Linked DNA regions of Homo sapiens: region 2 is linked to region 1. The links are chromatin contacts, found by Hi-C in ENCODE. All regions are on one chromosome and are shown on one strand. The core of a region is the stretch at or near the end of the contact, and the rest is flanking DNA. Distances in the headings are between cores, read along the strand shown. Region 1 holds the start of KATNA1 (katanin catalytic subunit A1). Region 2 holds the start of RAET1E-LRP11 (RAET1E-LRP11 readthrough).

The links. A loop is a pair of places that touch in the nucleus more often than their neighbours do. Pooled maps may share reads with other maps.
Region 2: a loop to region 1 is called in a map of HCT116, with 4 times the contacts of the local background. The contact joins the promoter of RAET1E-LRP11 here to the promoter of KATNA1 in region 1. A Hi-C loop is called at or near these places in 1 of 168 maps with a recorded cell type or tissue (HCT116) and 1 of 50 pooled maps.

What each region holds. Positions count from the first base shown.
Region 1 is chr6:149,646,834-149,650,635 of GRCh38, forward strand. KATNA1 (katanin catalytic subunit A1) reads right to left here and starts at 1,881. Exons shown (of 11, transcript NM_007044.4): 1 at 1,636-1,881. RefSeq lists an enhancer at 1,681-1,760 and a silencer at 1,831-2,100.
Region 2 is chr6:149,894,534-149,898,335 of GRCh38, forward strand. It overlaps RAET1E-LRP11 (RAET1E-LRP11 readthrough), which reads right to left and starts at 1,597. Exons shown (of 15, transcript NR_182438.1): 1 at 1,313-1,597. RAET1E (retinoic acid early transcript 1E) reads right to left here and starts at 3,580. Exons shown (of 6, transcript NM_001394057.1): 1 at 3,488-3,580; 2 at 1,313-1,499. The region is part of intron 1 of RAET1E-AS1 (RAET1E antisense RNA 1); the gene reads left to right.

The DNA of each region.
Region 1 (3,802 bases), core at 631-3,130:
TTATCAACACTGACCATATTTATGTGATAATACTATCTTTTTTAAACAGTCAAGTGGCTAAAAAAACCCAAACTATTGTTAATAGAAATTCAACAATGTTGTTAATAGAGTGAATTCAACAAGATTCTCTAATCCTCAATATTTGTCAGCATCTTGATACCAGTTTCAAAATGAGGTGGAGAATCCCTTGTGGACTACATAGCATGCCTATTACCTATAAAAATGTAAACGCTTCTTGAATAACCAACGCTATAAAGAAGCTTTATATAGCTTTTCATAGTCTAGGAATGTTGGGAAGTTGATCACTACTGCGTGTTTTTTTTTTTAAAGGTATTTACAGGCCACAACTTGTTAATGTTAATACAAAACAAAGTTTTGCTCCTATTTCTTGGTATAAGAACAAAAACCGGCCGGGCGCAGTGGCTCACGTCTGTAATCCCAACACTTTGGGAGGCCTAGGCGGGCGGATCACAATGTCTGGAAATCGAGACCAGCCTGGCCAACATGGTGAAACCCCATCTCTACTAAAATACAAAAAATTTGCCGCGCGTAGTGGAGCGCGCCTGTAGTCACAGCTACTCAAGGAGGCTGAGGCAGGGGAATCGCTTGAACCCGGGAGGCGGAGGTTGCAGTGAGCCAAGATTGCGCCACTGCACTCCAGCCTGGCGACAGAGCAAGACTCCGTCTCAAAAAAAAAAAAAAAAAAAAAAAAAAGAACAAAACCCAGCTCTTTTGGAAAAGAAAATAGGGCTTTATACTGAGACATTTAAGCCCGTAAAAACATTTCAAGAATCTGTCTTAACATCTACTAAGGTGATTATCATTGTGATTACGTGACAAAGATCTACTGCACCCATTCTAAAACATCGGGAATGTTTTCAGCAATAACTAGAGGTCTAATTTCAAAGAGGAAGACGTAAATTAGTGCTTTCAAGAGAAAAGAGCATCACTGTGCTGTTGGAAGTTAGTAACTAATATAAAAGCGGCCCTTCGCGGTTTTAACAGGAAACTATTTTTGATTAAATAAGAGCTTGAGATTATCCACTGTAAGGCACTTCAGGATCTACGTTTATCTCTAACTTTGTCATCACATTTGTATGAAACAACTGTTTCGAGGGAAAACTTTTCTAAAAGGTACCAACTCTAAACCAAAAGGCCCACAGGCCTTCCAGAGGACGCCGGGCTCTAGAATAAATAAGAAATAACATCCCCAACAATATCACTCGAACCTAACAAATTTTAAGAAAAGAAGTTGCCTCCCAATGTCATGGCCATCGGGATTTTTACCTGTGAGGGTTTCGGGGTGGGGGGCGTGAGCGGGTTCTGGAGAGAACCAGTCGAAAAATCGAAGAACTAAAAACTCGGCTGGTGACTTCGCTAACGACACAGATCAAAAGATGGGATCGACAGGAGCCCCCGAAAAGTCCTCCGCCTGACAGGATTCCTCAGGTAGGGGGACTGTCACCTAAGCCAAGTTATCGTGGACAACAGCAAGGACCTAGGACCTCAGCTCAGGCACAGGCAGGCTCACGGAGGGTTGCGCGGCGGGTTCTCGCTGTGGGCCCCCCGAGTCCCTCACCAGCCCGGCCCTGGAAAATCGGGGGTCCCCAGAGCACCGCCAGAGTGAAAACTCACCTGCGGCGGCCCAAGCTCCTCGGGAAACCGCCCAACGCCAGGCACAGGGGATTGGCGGAGTGGAGATCCCGGCAGCGAGGAAGGAGGGCCTGACCCAGTCCAGCCCACTTTGCTCTCCGCTCACGGCCCCAGTACTGCCCAGTTCAATCGTCAACACCACCTGCCGGCGCGGCTCCTGCTCGCCGAGAATTTGAAGACAAACCCGCCAGGGTCACTTCCGGTGCCGGGGACGACCTCGGCGACTCTGGCGCACGCGGGGCGTCGCCCCGGGAGCGAGGTCGCTGGGCGGGAGCGGCGGAAGAGGGTGTGGCCGGGCCCGGGGCCGCGCGTGCGCATTCTTGCACCGCCTCCTCCCGGCGGACGCAGCGGAGACCAGGGATAGTATAGACCTTGGTGTAGATGGTATTATGGTACTACCTCGCGCGCCTCTGTACCTTGTTCAGGTGCTTGCTCACTTTCCCTCCCACTTGATTTTCACCACACTCACACACACACCGAGGTCAGGTGTCTATTTTAGAGGTGAATGTCCAGGATCAAGCAATTCGTTTATGACAAATCCTGTTTTAGAACCTAGTATTCAGAATTCCCCAGCTGGGCTCCATGTCATGACATAACAATAGGGAGGAGGTAAACAAAGATTCTCGGACACACTGCTAGTGGGATTTTATTTTCTTGATTTTTTAATCACCGTTTTAATATGACCAGACAAGGAAAATGATGCTATTTCATGACTTACAGATATGTACTGCACAGGGCTTCCTCCAGTCTCAATCTCCACCCTCTGCCATCACTTGAGGCAGAATAGGGCACTTCTCACACATTCCTTTAAAAACGCAAGGTAATTAAGTTTCTAACATTAAAGCATCCCGACTGGGCACAGTGGCTCATCCCTGTAATCCCAGCACTTTGGGAGGCTGAGGCGGGAGAATAGCTTGAGCCGGGAGTTCAAGACCAGCCTGGGCAATATAGTGAGACCCCCCGTCTCTACAAAAAGTACAAAAATTGGCTGGACATGGTGGCGCACGCCTGTAGTCACAACTACTCAGGAGGCTGACACAAGAGGATCACTTGAGCCCAGGAGTTGGAGGCTGCAGTGGGCCATGATGGCGCCATTGCACTCCAGTCTGGGAGACAAAGTGAGGCCCTATCTCTAAAAAAATAAAAGCACCCCAGTCATCTAACATAGACATGTAGAAGCAATTCAGGGGAAATACATCCATTCAGTCAACAAATGTTTACTCAGCAACTACTATGTGTGAGACAGTGTTGGCACTGGGTATACAGTGGTCACGAAATAGAATGTTTCATGGGGCTTAAAGTCTTGTAACGTCTCAACTGAGTGGAAAATGATAGTTTCACTGTAGTAAATATGAACTCTATTGTAATAGGGAACAGGAAACTATATTTAGTATATATTTTTGGAATCAAAACCAATTCAGGGAGGTACAGATTAATTACCCTAATTCAACCTTCATCCTTTATGTGAGTTCAAAGGTATGCTAATTTATAAAGCCAATTTACAGTTAAAAAACTTCTCAAAGGCCACAAAATTAATACATATTGTATGATTCCATTGATAAGAAATTCTAGGCCAGGCACGGTGGCTCATACCTGTAATCCCAGCACTTTGGGAGGCCGAGACGGGTGGGTCACTTGAGGTCAAGGCGTTTGAGACCAGCCTGGCCAACATGGTGAAACCCCGTCTCTACTAAAAATACAAATATTAGCTGGGTCTGGTGGCGCACACCTGTAATCTCAGCTACTTGGGTGGCTGAGGCACGAGAATCGCTTGAACCCAGGAGGCAGAGGCTGCAGTGAGCCAAGATCGCGCCATTGCACTCCAGCCTGGGTGACAGAGCAAGACTCTGTCTCAAAAAAAAAAAAAAGAAAAAGAAAAGAAATTTTAGAACAGGCAAAACTAATCTATAATAATAGCTGATCAGTGGTTGGCTGCCTGAGGCTGTATTCAGGAGGAGGGGGAGAAGAAATAGATTGCTGAAAGTCCCCAGGAAATATTTAAGGTGATGGAAAGGAAATGTTCTGTTAGGGTAGTGCTTACACAGGTGTAAACATTTATTAAAATTCATCAACAGTACACAAACTGGGCACATTTTATTACGTGTACGTACGCGTATTATATATGAAGATTTTTTGGGTTTTTGTTGTT
Region 2 (3,802 bases), core at 347-2,846, 250 kb after region 1:
ATCACTGATATCCTTTCTTCCGCTTGATTGATTTGGCTATTGATACTTGAGTATTCTTCACAAAGTTCTCATGCTGTTTTTTAGCTCCATCAGGTCATTTATGTTCCTCTCTACATTGGTTATTCTAATTAGCAATTCGACTAACCTTTTTTCAAGGTTCTTATCTTCCTAGCATTTGTTAGAACATGCTCCTTTAGCTTGGAGTTGTTTGTTATTATTCACCTTCTGAAGGCTACTTCTGTTAGTTCGTGAAACTCATTTTCTGTCCAGTTTTGTTCCATTGCTGGCGAGGAGTTGTGATCATTTGGAGGAGGAGAGGCGTTCTTGTTTTTGGAATTTTCAGGCTTTGCGCACTGGTTTTTTCCTATCTTTGTGGATTTATCCACCTTTGGTCTTTAATGTTGGTGACCTTCAGATGGGGTCTTTGAGGGGACGTGCTAATCCTTTCTGTTTGTTTCTTTTCCTTCTAACCATCAGGCCCCTCTGCTGCCAGTCTGCTGGAGTTTGCCGGTGGTCCACTCCCAACCCTGTTTACCTGGGTATCACCAGCGGAGGCTGCAGAGCAGCTAAGATTGCTGCCTGTTCCTTCCTCTGGAAGCTTTGACCCAGTGGGGCACCTGCCAGATGCCAGCCAGAGCTCTCCTGTATGAGGTGTCTGTCGGCCCCTACTGGGAGGTGTCTCCCAGTCAGTATACGTGGGTGTCAGGCACCCACTTGAGGAGGCAGTCTGACCCTTAGCAGAGCTCGAATGCTGTGCTGGGAGGTCTGCTGCCCTCTTCAGAGCCATCAGGCGGGGACATTTAAGTCTGCTATAAGCCCCTGATTGGGGCTGCTGCCTTGTTTACCAACATGCCCTGACCAGAGAGGAGAAATCTGGCAGTCTGGCCATAGCAGCCTTGCTGAGCTGCAGTGGGCTCCGCCCAGTTCCAACTTCCCAGCAGTTTTGTTTACACTGTGACCTTAAAACCATTTCCTCAAGCCTCAGCAACGGCAGAGGTCCTTCCAGATGAGTTTTGTAATAGACTCCAGCAGTCCTACTGGGGCCAAGACCTCAAGGAAAGCCAAGTCTATCATTGGGAAAAGTCTTAGGGCTCTAAGTTTTGAATTCTGAAAATTTTTCTTAGAACAAAATTTTGTGTCATTTTCAAATAAAGCACAAGTTTTCCTCATAAAACTTAGTATCTGTAGACCCCCTTCCCACCTCACTTTTACAGCTGTCCCATTTGATCATCAGACCCTGCTACCTTAGCCAGTTCAGGCTGCTACAACAGAATAGACAAGGTGGCTGAAACACCAAGCATTTATTTCTTACCTTCCTGGAAGATGGGAAGTCCAAGATCAAGGTGTCAGCAGGTCCGGTATCTGGCGAGGGCCCTCTCTTCCTCACCAGATGGCTGTCTTCCTGTTGTATCCTCACACAGTGGAGAGCAGAGACAGACAGCAAGCTCTCCTATCACTTCTTAATCCCACATGGCTCCACTCACATGAGTTATGACTTCCTAAATAGCATCACCTTGAGAATTAGGATTTCTGCATATGAATTTGGAAGGCAGGCAAACATGCGGCCTGTAACACCACCCATATCCGTTCCACATCTAGGTTCCCTCTGTGTGCCGGGCAGTATGCCAGTTAATTCAAGTGCATGTCAGACCCAGAGGGTGACATCCTGTGACTCAGATGCTAGGGCCCTTATGATGCCTGGTAAGGTAAGTGGGTCTTTACCACTGTCCTTTCTTAACTAGATGGAACAGACTTCAAAGAAAGTAACCATGGACTATCGGCAGGGCTCTATCTCTGGGGCTGGGGGATAAGGGGTTGTCTGCTCAGAGGACAGTGGGTCAAGCGTTTGAAGGAGCCGAGGAATGCACATTTTTTACATGTCCCCTATGTGGTTCTCTGTCTGCTAAGGTTAAAGAACCTCAATTTTGAGGGTGCACTTCCACCTCTTGGTCTGGAGAAGGGGTCTCAAATCTGTCCTGAGTGGAGCCTGTTCTGTACACATCCAGGCCCTGAGAGTACACAGAGAGGAACTCACTGCTACCGCCCTGCCAATACTGCTGCTGTGGGGACACCAGCGGGGGTGGGCCAAGAACAGAGTGTATGTGTGTGTTTGTGTGTGTGTGTGTGTGTGTGCATGGGTGCTTGTGTGTGTGTGCGTGCATATGTGTGATATGACCACTGAGTAGCTCCTTAGCAGGGCCAATATTTTCTACAAGTCTGATGACTCACAGGAAGGAGCACACCAGGCCTATACTTGGGTCCTGACATCTGGGATGCCAACCTAACACTGAAGAAAAAGAAAGAGCTGCAGACAGGCTGGGAAAAATATACAGAAAGGGGAAAGGGGCCCTTCCACCTTTGTTGCCCTCTGTGGTCCTGAATCTCAGCTTGGCCTGAGCCAACCTGAAGATGGGAAGGAATAGCCATTTTCCAACTGCAAAATGTCAGCTTCAGGCAATGGTTTCAAAACTGAAGTAATGGTTACATATGAAGTAGATTTTTGTTTGTTTTGTTTTTTGAGACCAGGTCTTGCTCTGTCATCCAGGTGGAGTGCAGTGGCATGAGCACGGCTCACTGCAGCCTTGAACTCCCAGGCTCAATCAGTCCTTCCACTTCAGCCTCCAGAATAGCTGGCACTACAGGCATGAGCCACCACACCCAGCTAATTTTTAAATTTTTGGTGTGGAGATGGGGTCTCATCACGTTGCCCAGGCTGATCTCGAACTCCTGGGCTCAAACAATCCTCCCCCCTCAGCCTCCCAAAGTGTTGGGATTACAGGAGTGAGCCACCACACCCGGCTGAAATGGAATTTTAATTGAAGTAAGAAGCGGGTGATAAGGAAAGTGAAACCAATAATTTCACATAGTCCCTGGAAGCCCGTTGCTATAAAGAACTTTCAGCCTGAAGTCCAAAGAGAGACGAAAATTTTAAAATGAATTGGACTGCAGTTTTCAATCCCTGAAAATGAGTCACAGCCTTTTTGTGGCAGTGTGCCCTGGGCTTCTAACCGTCCTCTCCCTGCCCCAGCTGCCTTGAGGTCCCGGCCAATGGTTTCAACACTCAGGCTAGGAATGCCAAGGCCCGGCAGAGCGAGGCTGTGGAAGCCTTGGCATAAGCGGAAGGGAGGATCTGAGGGAGAATGGGACAAGAGAAGTCGGAAAGAAGGAGTTAGGGCAGGAGAACAAGGAGAAATCCCTGTCCCCCAAATTGGAGAGAGGGGCGATTGGGACTCCAGACTGGAAGGAGGCACGGATCCCTGAGTGCTTGGTGTGGAGGCAGAGGACCCGCAGAGCCACCCCGTCCTCCCTGCCTTATCCAGCGTCCCCGCCGCCACACCCCCAGCATCTCCCCCAACCCCACTTTTACTTCATTATCTGCCCCTGGTTCTCTCACCACTCGAGCCCCTGCTTTCCTCCTTCACTCCCAAACATGCACACGTTCCCTCTGCACGGGTGTTTGGAACACCAGCCATCCCCCACCCCCTACCTTGTGCCAGCAGGAGATGTTTGTCCTTCTGCCGTCTCTAGGATGGAGAGGCCTGAGGTGACTGCTTCCTCAGAGTCTCTGTGCAAACTCTCTGAGGAGCAGAAACCAGTTCAGTCTCTCTGGGTGTGGAGAGGCCGGCCTAGCAGAACACCCGTCCACCATGCAAACCGGGTGGGGCCACCTGTCAACTGTCACGTGTGAGTGATTCTAGGACAGGGTAACTCGTCCAGAATTGGATCCAATTCAGTACTGGATTCACCATCAGTAGAAGGACCAAGACCAGACTCAAGTCCCAGCCACGAAATTCTAGAAAGG